Linked DNA regions of Homo sapiens: region 2 is linked to region 1. A link is a contact called in ENCODE Hi-C or POLR2A ChIA-PET data. All regions are on one chromosome and are shown on one strand. Each heading gives the region's core, a stretch centred on a gene start or an enhancer-like site at or near the end of the contact. The rest is flanking DNA. Distances are from core to core; before and after follow the strand shown. Region 1 holds the start of VWCE (von Willebrand factor C and EGF domains). Region 2 holds the start of SLC15A3 (solute carrier family 15 member 3).

What was found. Hi-C counts contacts between places; a loop is a spot of excess contacts on that map. ChIA-PET counts read pairs that join two places held with the same protein, here RNA polymerase II (POLR2A). Pooled maps may share reads with other maps.
Region 2: a pooled map shows a loop between it and region 1 (9-fold over the local background). The contact joins the promoter of SLC15A3 here to the promoter of VWCE in region 1. A Hi-C loop is called at or near these places in 2 of 37 single-sample maps with no recorded cell type and 5 of 50 pooled maps. POLR2A ChIA-PET finds 5 or more read pairs at or near these places in 3 of 52 experiments (OCI-LY7, PC-9 and activated CD4-positive, alpha-beta T cell).

The regions. Positions count from the first base shown.
Region 1 is chr11:61,290,216-61,297,269 of GRCh38, forward strand. VWCE (von Willebrand factor C and EGF domains) reads right to left here and starts at 5,101. Exons shown (of 20, transcript NM_152718.2): 1 at 4,713-5,101; 2 at 1,267-1,361; 3 at 1,049-1,138; 4 at 584-712. The coding sequence starts at 4,822. RefSeq lists silencers at 3,921-4,180, 4,621-4,930, 5,111-5,180 and an enhancer at 4,152-4,854.
Region 2 is chr11:60,950,342-60,957,035 of GRCh38, forward strand. It overlaps SLC15A3 (solute carrier family 15 member 3), which reads right to left and starts at 1,835. Exons shown (of 8, transcript NM_016582.3): 1 at 653-1,835. The coding sequence starts at 1,210. RefSeq lists silencers at 1,118-1,277, 1,598-1,827 and an enhancer at 2,008-2,147.

The DNA of each region.
Region 1 (7,054 bases), core at 3,851-6,350:
AAACTCCCTAATGGGGCTGGGTGCGGTGGCTCACGCCTGTAATCCTAACACTTTGGGAGTCCGAGGTGGGTGGATCACCTGAGGTCAGGAGTTCGAGACCACCCTGGCCAACATGGCAAAACCCTGTCTCTACTAAAAATACAAAAATTAGCTGGGTGTGGTGGCACCCGCCTGTAATCCCAGCTACTGAGGAGGCTGAGGCAGGAGAATCATTTGAACCCAGGAGGTGGAGGCTGCAGTGAGCTGAGACCATGCTACTTCACTCCAGCCTGGGCAAAAGAGTGAAACTTCGTCTCAAAAAAAAAAAAAAAAAAAACTCCCTAACAGGGACCAACTGTGGCTCCCATAACCCCAGTCCCTAGCTCAGTTCCTGCCCCTAAGAAGTGCTCAATAAATAATTGTAAAATAACAGAAGTGACACATTTCTTTTGTTCTCATGTCTCTCTGCCCACTCTCAAACATCAGAGCCTATCTTGGCTCAGCTTAGCCTTGCAATACACTGGAGACCATCCTGGCAGGAGGGGGAGGAGATATAATTCCCGCTGTCCCCCTCCCCCTCCCCCACCACTCCCAGGCGTCTCACCTGTACACCTGATGCCAACAGCTGTCTCCGTCATCGAGAAGCCCACGGGGCACACTCGGGCCACCTCCTGACAGCCTCCATGGTTGCAGGTAAGGTCACAGCCGTACTCCCCACATGGTCCATGGGTTTCTAGAGCAGGCATCACACCAGTGAGCATGCACCCCGTGGCAGTCCCAACCATCCCCACTTCACCAGGGTCCTCCTGAATTCTGTTGGGAGGGTAGCTCTGAAGGCAAACAGGCCTGGGTTTAAATCCAGCTCTGCCATTTACCAGCTGTGTGACCCCGGGCAAGACAATAACTTCTGTGTCTCAGTTTCTTCATCTATAAAATGGGCACAAAATGTCTACCTAATGGAGTTGTCTGAAGCTGAGACACCAGGACACATCTCAAGTGCCCACTGCCCAGGACATAACCTCAATGCTCATTCATCTGTTCCCATCAGCCCCTTCCCATCCCCAGTTACCTGGGCAGGTGGCCCCTTGCTCTCCATCCTGGCAGGAGCAGACATTGGGAGCGATGCAGATGCCACTCCCACAGCCGAAGGAGCAGAGGGCTGAGAGGAGAAGTGCAGGTGAGACACGAGGAACTGGGGCCTCCCGTCTGCCCCTCGGACCAGGGACTGAGGGCTGGCAACACACACTGCTGGAGGAGAAGACTTGGGGCACAGGGACAAGCACTTACGCAGGGTGCAGTGCCCACCACCCATAGAGGGCGCCCAGCCAGGGCAGCAGCCACTCCCAAACCCAGAGAGGCAGACGTGGGGGCCCAGTCGGCGTCTGCAAGAGAAGAGAGAGCACTTTCCTCATTCTATACTGGGGGAGACATTGGTCAACAGGAAAGTCTCCCAGCCAGTGTGTAAGTGAATCAACAAACAATTCTCAAGAACTGTCTGGAGGGGCAATGGGAAGTTTCCAAAGAAAAATGACCCAAACAGTCTTCTCCTGGAGGCAAGACAGAGACAAAAGTGTGAGACAATAGATACTGGCCTCCTACAGATATCTGCCACGTGAACACACAGCAGAGTGGCCAGGAGAGGGGCCTCAGAGTTGAAGAAAGGCTGTGCAATAGATGAGGAGCCCCAGGGGTGGCTGCCTCAGGACCTTTGCACTTGCAGTTCCTGCTATAAGAAAGGTTCTTATGGCTGGGTGTGGTGGCTCACGCCTGTAATCCCAGCACTTTGGGAAGCCGAAGCAGGCTGATCATTTTGAGCCCAGGAGTTTGAGACCAGCCTGGGCAACATGGTGAAACCTCGTTTCTACTAAAAACACAAAAACTAGCTGGGCATGGTGACACACACCTGTAGGGTCAGCTACTCGGGAGGCTGAGGTGGGAGAATGGCTTGAGCCTGTGAGGCAGAGGTTGCAGCGAGCCAAGTTGGCGCCACTGCCCTTCAGCCTAAGTGACAGAGCCAGACCGTCTCAAAACAAAAAAAAAAAAAAGAGAGAGAGAAAGATTCTTCCTCAGACACACACTGGGCTTCCTCTCTCCCTTCACCCAGATCTCTGCCCATGGCACCTTCTCAGAGAGGCCTTCCTTGTCCACCCTTACCTTGCTTTATTCTCCACAACATTTACTTCCTGTGACATTAGATTTTAATTTATTAATTCATTGTCTCCCCTACAACTCCCTGATGACAAGGGTTTCTTATCTATTTACCCCAGCACGTACAGGAGTGCCTGGCATGTAGTAGGTGCTCAATAAATGGCTGTTGAGGGAAAGGTTGAGAAGGGCAATGGCATAGGTGACATCTCTTGGGTGGGTGTGGGGTCATGAATGAGCTGCCCAAAACTGGAGGCAGTAGGGGTCTGTTCAAGCAGGAATGAGGTCCAGAAAGGGCAGGAAGCCAGATGCATCCAACTGGTGCTGGGTGCTGAGTAAGGCGTGACCATACAGCCATAAACAAACTACTGCCCCCACCTTCAAGGAAAGTAGGGCAGACCAGGAGCTAGGTGATAACAGCATAGAGTGACAAATGCCACAGTGGGACAGACTGTGGAGCCCTGAGGAGGGTCAGGGGGGGTTCCTGGAAGGGCAGCATCTAGGCTGAGGTGAGAGAGAAAACTTTGGGAGGCCAAGGCAGGCAGATAACTTGAGGTCAGGAGTTTGAGACCAGCCTGGCCAACATGGCAAAACCCTGTCTCCACTAAAAAAAAAATACAGGCCGGGCGCGGTGGCTCACGCTTGTAATCCCAGCACTTTGGGAGGCCAAGGCGGGCGGATCACCCGAGGTCAGGAGTTTGAGACCAGCCTGACCAACATGGAGAAACCCCGACTCTACTAAAAATGCAAAATTAGCCGGGCATGGTGGCGCATGCCTGTAATCCCAGCTACTTGGGAGGGTGAGGTAGGAGAATTGCTTGAACCTGGGAGGCGGAGGTTGCGGTGAGCTGAGATCACGCCACTGCACTCCAGCCTGGGCAACAAGAGCAAAACTCCATCTCAAAAAAAAAAAAAAAAAAAAAAAAAATTAGCCAGGTGTGGTGGCATGTGCCTGTTGTCCCAGCTGCTCGAGAGGCTGAGGCATGAGAATCGCTTGAACCCAGAAGGCAGAGGCTGCAGTGAGCCGAGATCGCACCACTGCACTCCAGCCTGGGTGACAGAATAAGATTCTGTCTCAAAAAAAAAAAAAAAAAAAGTAGGGCAGCCAGCAAAAGAAGAGGAAGGGAGAGGGTGTTCTAGCAGGGGAAACAGCACAACTGCAGGCCTGGAGGGGGACAGAGAGGACAACTGCAACCAGCTCCAGTCATGGACTGGACAGAGGGTGATGAAATCCAGCCTGGTTTGAGCTTCCAACCCCACCGCAACAGAAAAGGGACAAGAAACCCCTTCCCAATGGTGTTCCACCAATGTTCAGAGCGGAGGGAAGATGATTCTGCGAGGCAGGCACTTTGTAAAGCACCCACTCTGCGCTGGGCACTGGGGACATGGGACAAGGCAAACTTAGCGTGTTCTTGGGGAGAAAAATCTGTGCCAAAATGTGACAAGTATTCCGGAAAGGGAAGCTCAGGGTGCAATGGCAGCACACAAAAGTCTGAGGAAAGCTGTCCCTGGGGCCTTTTTCCCTCTCTGAGGTCATCACAGAAGAAAGGGGGGGCCCTCCTGCTGGCGGGAGCTGGCAGTGAAGTCTCATCCACCCCCTTGCTGGAGTGATTATGGCAGCAGCCTGAGAAGGAGGGGACCGGGCGAATGAGCGGAGCCTTGGGACTCTCAGAAACGGACAGGCAGTGCCACCAAGGCGGCAGATAAAAGGGTGCCCAGGGAGGCTGATGGAGTCGAACTCTCAGGTGGGCAGGGACCGAGCACCCGCCAGAGCGCCCTAAGGAGCCTCCTAGGGCTGGTGACAGAGGGACAGGTGGTGGGAGCCTGTGGAACGCCGGGGAGTCGGGGCAGGTTCTGAGCAGGAACTGGCGGTGGCTGTGGAACACACGTGTGAGCTACAAGCCTGGCCGGGCCGCCCCCGCTGCGCGCCCCCCGGAGGACGTGGCCGCGGGCCAGGCCGCCTGCTGACACAGTGTTCCCTAGCTCCGAGCATCACGCACACACGCGCACGGCCCCACCGCGGCCCGGGGGAAAGCACGTGCGGAGGGCGGCATCCATCGCGAAAGACAGCGGAGGGGCATGCACCCCACCCCCACGCGCGCACACGCACGGACAGAAAACGAAAAGTGACCCAGAGACCCCGGCTGTTCCAAGGTCCATGAAGTTCGTAGGGCCAAGACCCAGGGAAAGCCCCGCGCGGCAGGGGAGGCCAGGCGCTGCCCGGGCAGAGCCACGGGCACGCTGGGGGGTGAGCCAGCCAGTCCGGAGACCAGATGGCACGTCCTGGGCTCCCCTCTCCAGAGGTCCGCGCTCCAGGGCACATTAGGAGTCACCCAACGCCTGGACCTCCGATCTCCCAGGTCCCAGTCTGGACAGCCCCAGCCAGGGGGGCACGATGAGCACCCGCCTAGAGGCACAAGTTGCTGACTCTTTGTGCCGTCCCCGAGCTGTGCCCGCGCTGATAGCACCCCAGAGGAAGCCCCGACACGCGGCTGCCTGCGGCTCCTGAGCGCCCCTCCGCGCCTCTCGACTGCACGCCGGTAGCGCTCTCCCGGGCGGGGGAGCGGGGAGGAGCTCCGGGCGCTTACCTCTCGGCCGCGAAGTGCCCGGGCGGCTTCCTCCCGGTGTAGCCTCGGGCTGGTGCCCCCGGCAGCAGGAGCGCGACACAGGCGGCCCGAAGGAGCAGTCCGGCCCACATGACCGGCGGCGGCGGGTCCCCCGGGCTGGGCTCGGCTCCTGCGCCGCGCGCGGGAGAGGGGGCTGCCGGCCCTCGCCCCTCCTCCTGGCGCCGTGGGGAGCGAACCAGCGATCCCCGAAATGGCACGCAGAGCTGAGCAGGGGGGCTTGGGACGCCGAGAGGAGGGGCCGAGGGCCGCGAGGGGACGCGGCGGACGATTGTGGGGAGGGTCTCTGGCACCTCGAAGCGAAACACACAAAGGCAACGCCGCCCGCCTGCTGATGCCTCTCCGAGAGGCGCGGAGCCCGGGGCGGGGGCAAAGATCAGGGACCCCTGGGGGCGGGGTTTCGCCCTCGGCCCACACCCCCTGCCCCGGTTTGGGAGTCGGCTTCCTGCGAAGCGCTGACTGAAGGCGTCAGACCGAGGCCCCGGGAGGAAACAGACTTCGGGAACAAGGCTAGCACCAGAGGCTGCGCGCCCCGGGCATGGCCCCTGTCGGTGGGACCCGAGACGCCTTGTTGTGACGAGGTGGGAACCGTGGAAATTCGAACCCACGACGCCAGGTCGCTGTGCCGCTGAGCAGTTCTAGGCCTGCCCCCAGCCTGCCAGAAGGTCTGCACCCTAACGCCGGAGTGCGTTGATCTGTGGGTCCAACCGCTCCCTGGCCTGGGGCCCTAGCCACTTTTGAAGCCCCGGGCTCCTCTGGGCACCCAGGGGGCAGATGGCCGGCCTCCCGACTGCTGGTGGCAAGACCAGGAAGCAGCTGGCGCCGTTGGCAGTGGAGAGGCAGCAGCAGATCTGGAAGGCTCCTCTTTGCCCCTTCTGCAGCTGCCCCAGGCCGTGGTCAGAGACTGGGGGGCTGCCTAGGGATTTAGGCAAAGAAGGGGTGCGGAAATCAAAATCATCCCGCTGGGAGAAAGCTGAAAGGATAACTGATTTTACCTTCTGCTCCATGCAGTAATCTTTCCCTTAGCCACCCACAATTAGTCAAGATTTTGCTTAAATACTTCCAGGGGTAAGAAACTCACTATCTGTTAAGAAGCGGCCCAATCCAGTTTTGAACCACATTTGTTTTAAAGTGTCTTCACTTCCCAGTTGAACAATCCCTGTTCCTTTGGCCTTCCTGCTACCTCTGCCTTTACTGAGGTGCTTAACATTGGTGGCCACAAATGGACATGGCGTACCAGCGGTGGCCTGGACTCGTGCCTCCTTCCTGCAGACACCATACTTTTACTAATGCACCCTAATATTACGTTTTTGGCAACCCCATGATGTTAATTATGACACATTGAGTTTGCAGTAAAGAAAAACCACAGGTGGCCGGGCGCGGTGGCTCACACCTGTAATCCCAGCACTTTGGGAGGCTGAGGTGGGCGGATCACCTGAGGTCAGGAGTTCCAGAACCAGCCTAGCCAATATGGTGACGCCCCATCTCTACTAAAAATACAAAAATTAGCTGGGCATGGTGGCGGGCGCCTGTATTCCCAGCTACTCAGGTTGAGGCAGGAGAATCACTTGAACCCAGGAGGCAGAGGTTGCAGTGAGCCAAGATTGCACCATTGCACTCCAGCCTGGGCGACAGAGCAAGGCTCCATCTCAAAAAAAAAAAAGAACGAAAAAAAGCAGGCATTTTTTGTTGTGCTTTTATGTTATTTAAACACAAGCTGCCAAGTGGTCTCCCTACCTGAAGCTGTGTGGCCCCATTTTTTTTTTTTTTTTTTTAGATGGAGTCTTTCTCTGTCGCCCAGGCTGGAATGCAGTGGCACGATTTCGGCTCACTGCAACCTCCATCTCCCGGGTTCAAGCAATTCCCCTTCCTCAGCCTCCCGAGTAGCTGGGACTACAGGCGCACATCACCATGCCCAGGTAATTTTTGTATTTTTAGTAGGGACGGGGTTTCACCATGTTGACCAGGCTGGTCTTGAACTCCTGACCTCAAATGATCCACCCACGTCAGCCTCCCAAAGTGCTGGGATTACAGGCGTGAGCCACCGCACCCGGCTTGTGGCTACATTTTTGCAGACATTCACCTTGAGGCCGTATCTCACCTTGTTTGTTTTGGCCCATTTTCTTGTCAACATATTCTCAACAAGTAGGAGCCAAAATATTCTGTAACATAAGATGAATGCAATTTCCGTCATATCCATTCTGAGTCCCAAGGACCCTCGGAATCCTAAGGCATCTTTCTCTCTTGCCCCAAACATCTGAAGGTTACACTTTCCCCCTCCACTGCCCCTAAACCACCAATGTCAA
Region 2 (6,694 bases), core at 585-3,084, 340 kb before region 1:
ATGTCACCTTGGGCAAGTTGATTAATGCCATGAAACCTCTCAGTGTCTTTCTCTGTAAAATGGGCATAATAATTCCTACTTCCTGGGTGGTGAAGAGTATTAAATCAGTTAAACAGTGAAAGTGCTTAGCATAGGGCCTGCAAGTAGCTCAAAAAAGACCAACCTGCCTGGCGTGGTGGCTCATGCCTGTAATCCCAGCACTTTGGGAGGCCTAGGCAGGTGGATCACCTGAGGTCAGGAGTTCAAGACCAACATGGTGAAACCCCACCTCTACTTAAAAAAAAAAAAAAATTACAAAAATTAGTTGGGCGTGGTGGCAGGCCCCTGTAATCCCAGCTACTCTGGAGGCTAAGGAGGGATAATCGCTTGAACCCGGGAGGCTGAGGTTGCAGTGCGCTGAGATCGCGCCATTGCACTGCAGCCTGGGCGACAGAGTGAAACTCCGTCTCAAAAAATAAAACAAACAAAAAAACAACCATGGTTATTCCCACTGCGGTTGCCATCGGTTTTGCAAGGGCTAGCCCCCCTCTTCTTTCAAATCAGGAAACTAGTGCAGGCAGGGGACCTGGTTTGTCCCAGGTCACGCTGGGGGCCAGCCCTCCTTCCCTCCACACCCGCCGGAGTATGCCGGGGCAGGCCTCCTGCCACTCACCTGGTCGGCACCGAAGGAGGTGAGGTTGCTCCGGACGGAGCTGGCGGCCAGGCCGAGTAGCAGCAGGCCCGCGTAGAGGACGGGCGCGCAGTAGGGGCTGGGCGAGGAGCGCGGGCAGCCGGCCGAGGGGCAGGCAGGTCCCAGCGGCGACGCGGGCATCTCTCCGCAGAAGGAGCTGCGGCCGTCGGGGAAGGCGGTGGCGGGCAGCAGGCCCGAGGCGGCCAGGTAGAGCAGCAGGCTGAGCGCGACCGCGCGGTAGCGGCCCAGGTACACGTCGGCCAGCCAGCCGCCCACGGGCGCCAGCAGGTAGGAGGCGCCCAGGAATACCAGCGCGGCGCGCGTCGCCTGCTCGCCGGTCCAGTTGAAGTTGGTGCTGTTGAGGTACAGCACGAGGTTGGCGGTGACGCCGAAGAAGGCGGCGCGCTCCAGCATCTCCACCAGCAGCACGGCCGCGCCCGCCGCCCGCCGCCACCGTCGAGGGCCCCGCGCACCGCGAGGCAGCAGCGGCTGGCGCTCCCCGGGCACGCGGGGCTGCTCCCGGGCGCGCGGCGCGGGCATCCTGGCTCCGGGCTGGGCCCCCCGCGGCTCTTCTCTCCTCTCCTCTCCCCGCCTCAGAGCCCTGCACTCCTGCCCCCGGGCCTCGGCCCTCTCCCCCACCCAACTGGCTGGCCCTCCTTTCTCACCGCTTTGGCCCACCCTTCCCTCCTGTCCCCTCTCCCTTTCTTGCCCTACCCTTCCTGTCCCTCCGCTCACTACCCGGACTCTACCACCTCCTCCCTAATTCTCAACTCCCCTCTCCCTTCCCCCACCCCTAAGGCTTCCTCCCCGCGCCTCTCCTGCAGCTGTTTCTCCCTAACTCTCCCCTCTCCTCCCTCCACCTTGACCCTTCCTCGCACTCTTGTTCACACTGCGACCCTCCCTGCTTCACTTCGCTGCCCCTCCGCCTCCCTTTCCCCTCCCCGTTTGTCGCCCCTTCCTGTTGTCCCCTCTCCTTATGACTCCTGGCCTGCCCTGGGCGTGGGGTGGGGGCTCCCTCTGCCCCAGTCACCCTGCTGCCCCTTGCCGTCTTCTCCACCTCCTCCCTGTCCCCCTCACCCCCACTGCCTACACTCCCCTCTCAGTCCCCTGCAGCCCTCCCCCCAGGCTCAGCCTCTGTCCCTCTCTCGGCTTCTTGAGAAACTCTGGGCTCCCCTCGCTTCCCCTTTCACAGGCCCTATCCGCAGTCCCCTGCCTGCATCACATGGCGCTACTGGGTGTTTAGGAGAAGTGAAAGCCTGGGTCACAGGGCTCCTGCCCGGTCAGCTTTCTAAAAACCTCCCTCCTTCTCTACCTCTGCCTCCTACCCCAAACCCCCGCTGCTGGCCTCCTTAGAGCCAAAAAATTCCAGGAGGAATTTTTTCTTTCAGTTTCATTTCTCGCCAGGATTCCACTTTTGCTTTACCCTCTTCCAATCAAACTCCACGCCTCCACCCGAGGCGCCACGGGTAGAAAGAAGTGGAAAGGCTACCTGCATCATTTGGTCACACTCAGCCATTTCACAGATGCAGAGACAGACCCAGTGGGGCTAGGGCAGGAAGGTGGAGAAAGATTGGTTCCTGGTAACTGAACTAGGGGTGAAGCCCTGCCCCGGGCTCCTGAGTGGCAGGGAAATTCACAGCGCAATTCGGATTGCACAGAGGCTGCTGTGAGGAAGGAAGTGGGGCACTTTCAACAAGCCTGCGGGCCATAGAGGACCACAAGTGAGTCGGGATTGAGAGGGACACCGACCTCAGACTAAATCAGAGTCAGCCTCAGAACTCCTAAGCACCAGCCCCACCCTGACCTAGGAGCCCGGGGGATCTGGCCTCTGCTCTCCTCTGATCTCATCTCAGCCCCATGTTCACTCAAGTCCAGCCAGCCGGCCTCCCAGGTTCCCCTTCCATGCTAAGCTCCTCCCTGCCTCAGGGCCTTTGTCTTTGCTGACCCCTCTGCCATAACTGCTCTCCCTCCATATCCTTGCATGGCTGGCTGCTTCTCTTTATTGAGGTTTCAGCATATATGTCTCCTTTGTAGGGACCTTCCCTGATTTTCCCATCTAAGTAGTTTCCTACTGGATTCTCAGCATCCCCCATCACATTGTCTTGTTTTAATGTCTTCAGAGCACATATTACTTGTTCAGTTAGCACCAGTAGAATAGGCCCTCCATCAGATCAGAGACCTTTTCTAACTCTTCACTGTTTTATTCTCAATGGCTTCCCAGTGCTTGGCAAATAGTAGGTGCTCAATAAGTATTGCCTGAATCAATGAATGGAAAGAGTGTCCCAAGGCAAAATTTGTAAGAATAATAATATCAGGAAAGCTAAAGCTAAATAAACTGAGTCTCACAAAAGCTATAGATACCAGCAAAAAAAGCACTATAGATACCAGCAAAAAAGCGAGGGATTTTTTGTTGTTGTTGTTTGTTTGTATGTTTGTTTTGAGACGAAGTCTCACTCTGTCGCCCAGGCTGCCATGCAGTGGCACAATCTCGGCTCACTGCAACCTCCACTTCCTGAGTTCAAGCAATTCTCCTGCCTCAGCCTTCTGAGTAGCTGGGATTACAAGCGCGTGCCATCACGCCTGGCTAATTTTTGTATTTTCAGTAGAGATGGGATTTCACCATGTTGGTCAGGCTAGTCTCAAACTCCTGACCTCATGATCCACCTGCTTCGGCCTCCCAAAGTCCTGGGATTACAGTTGTGGGCCACTGTAAGTTTTTAACATGTTAGAGAAGCCAGGCCAAGAGGATGGTGAGAAAGCAAAGCCCTCCATCCCAGGTCTTCCTGCAGTCACTGCAGTCAGGACCATGTGCTCTCGTGAGGTGGGCAGAGCCTGGAGGAGAGAAGAGGAGACTTCAATGGAGCTGCACCATCCCTCGACTTGGAGGAAGCTTAGGTCATCAGCTGTGACGGTATGGTGACGAAGTTCAGATCACATCAGATCCAGCTCCTTCCTCTCTTGGCAAGATCACTAGGCTGGCAGATGAGCTCAGACTTAGCCCAGAGAGCTGAGTCTTACCCAGAGAGCTGAGAGAGTGCTGGCCTGCCATCGGTGATGTTCAGCGGGTGGTAGATGAAGGGAAAGGCTTCTAAAAGCAGTGTGGCCTGCAGAGAAAAACCCAGGAGAGGAAAGTAGCAAAGAAAAGAGGAGTGCAGCATCTTTTTTTTTTTTTTTTTTTTTTTTTTTGAGACAGAGTCACACTCTGTTGGCCAGCCTGGAGTGCAGTGGCACGATCTCGGCTCACTGCAACCTCTGCCTCCCAGGCTCAAGCAATTCTCCTGCCTCAGCCTCCTGAGTAGCTGGGATTACAGGCGTGTGCCACCACGCCCGGCTAATTTTTGTGTTTTTTAGTGGAGATGGGGTTTCACCATGTCAGCCAGGCTGGTCTCAAATGCCTGACCTCAGGTAATCCATCTGCCTTGGCCTTCAAAAGTGCTGGGATTACAGGTGTGAGCTACCGCACCCAGCCCAGCGTCTTTCTTACTGCCCAGCCTCCATCTCCAAGGTACCAGGGGGCCAGGTGCTGGGCTGGTTCACTGGGGAAAGTCCTGGGGACACATTTAGCTGGGGAGAAGGTAGGGGTGACTTGCCTCTTGCAGATAGGGGAAGTAATGTTCCAAAAGCGGACATGACTGTCACCCAGGGCACGAGTCACAACACTGATGACCAGTGGGAGGGAGCTGGAGAGCAGAATCTTAGAACTGAGGAGCCCCAGAGCTGGTGGGCCATGGCCGTGACCCACAGGTCTATGTGGTTTGGCTCTGATAGTGTTTAGTTACATGGTGTTTAGTTTTTGTTGTAGCTTCTGTTACTGTTTCTCTTTTTATTTTTTTATTTTTATTTTTTTTTGAGATGGAGTCTCACTGTGTCACCCAGGCTGGAGGCTGGAGTGCAGTGGGGTGACCTCGGCTCACTGCAACCTCCGAATCCTGGGTTCAAGAGATTCTCGTGCCTCAGCCTCCCGAGTAGCTGGGACTACAGGTGCCCGCCACCGTGCCCAGCTAATTTTTGTATTTTTAGTAGAGAAGGGGTTTCGCCATGGTGGCCAGGCTGGCCTCAAACTCCTGACCTCAAGTGATCCACCTACCTCGGCCTCCCAGAGTGCTGGGATTATAGGCATGAGCCACCGTGCCCGGCCATATTGTTTTTTAATTTTAAAACATTTTTGAAGTTTTAGTTATCTCCTTAAAAATTCAGAAGTATTGGCCGGGCACGGTGGCTCACGCCTGTAATCCCAGCACTTTCGGAGGCCGAGGTGGGTGGATCGCCTGAGGTCGGGAATTCGAGACCAGCCTGACCAACATGGAGAAACCCCATCTCTACTGAAAACACAAAATTAGCCGGGCGTGGTGGCACAGGCCTGTAATCCCAGCTACTCAGGAGGCTAAGGCAAGAGAATCGCTTGAACCCAGGAGGCGGAGGTTGCAGTGAGCCCAGATCGCACCATTGCACTCCAGCCTGGACGACAAGAGCGAAACTCTATCTCAAAAAAAAAAAAAAAATCAGAAGTATTAGCATGAAGATCCGGACTTTTGGCTACTCCTGAAATTGCAGAGGATCTGGCATCTCTGGGCCTGCATGCTCACAGAGAGCCAAGGGCAGCAACACTGTCTGGTGCGGTGACATGCTGAAGTGTCCCTGCAGATGCCTTGGTTGGAGGCTGGTGAAAATGAGCCTTTTTACCTGTGCATCTAACACAGCTACTGTTGAGTGTGAGAAGCACAGGGGCTGCGTCATCAGCGAGCTTTCTTAGAGAGATCACAATGAGGATGTTAGGTGAAGTGGCTTCTCGAGTCTCCTAGATTCTCCTGATGGCACTCTGCCAGGGCAGGGTGAGAGACGTCAGATTTTAGGAAGTTCAAAAGTAGGACTTGACTAACCACTTAGGCCCCCAGCTCTACCTTTTAAAACCCAGCACAATTACTTTATGTGGTTGAAAAAAATGAAGCAATGAAACCTTGATCCAACTTTCACTCTCCAGGTACAATTTCTTAGTAATGCACTGGCACCATCCTGCTGTGTTGCCCACAGGTTTTATAGTTCACAGGTGAGCATCAAATACACACAGCCTCATCAAGACTGTGCAAGCAGGACCAAGAGGTGGCCCCTGCAGTTGAGGCAAGGTTATCCCCCAGATCTAGCCAAGGCCTGCCTCACACCTTCAGAACAATTTAGATTTCTCTTATACCTGGCCAACCCACTCTCTACACCTGTAGGGTGATCCTGGGCTTGACAATAGGTGAAAATTAAAAAATTGAGCCACCTGGATAAAAGCATAATAGCCACAGATTGAGGAGAGGCAAAGTAGAGGGAAGGACAGTGACAGTCTGGGGAATTTTTTGACTGCTATGCAGGCATTCATCCACAGCAGCTTCTTATGCTGCAGTGACCAATCCTAACATCCTGCTCACTCCAGGGTGGTCAGTCCCAGCATGCCCTGGTGTGTAGCAGGTGCACCAGGAATTGCAGGTAACCTACCGCTGAATTGTCCACACATCATTCCCATTCCCAATGGAGACAAGTGGCTGCCCGTGGAATATCATTTACTTGTGGCAGGACAAGGTTGAGAACTGATGTTTGGCCCCATCCCCATGACTACAAGGACAGCCCGGTGCCTTGAAAGGAGTAGGACAGAGCAGACACCTTTCCAAGCCGATGGGGCCAGAATGAATCAGCAGCACATTCCCAGGGCCACAGCTTAGGATGAGACATAGACTGTGGACTGGCTTGTGGAAGGCCATGGCCCCCAGTGGGGAGGATGACAGTAGAGGATACACCCTCATATTGTCTTCCCTGTCCCTTAGCACCCAGGAGGAGTGAGGCCATCCACAGACTGGGATCTGGAGGGGGAGGCAACATTTTGCCAAAGATAGTTTTTTCTTCTTACATCATTTTATTAAGTGTTCATTCTCACCCACCTTTTAGAAAATGGATTGCAGTCATGCCTGCCCCCTGTTGCAGATATCCCCAAGGGTCCTGCCCCTAAGTTCCATTGATGTTGCCTGGTCATTCTGTTTTGTGTCC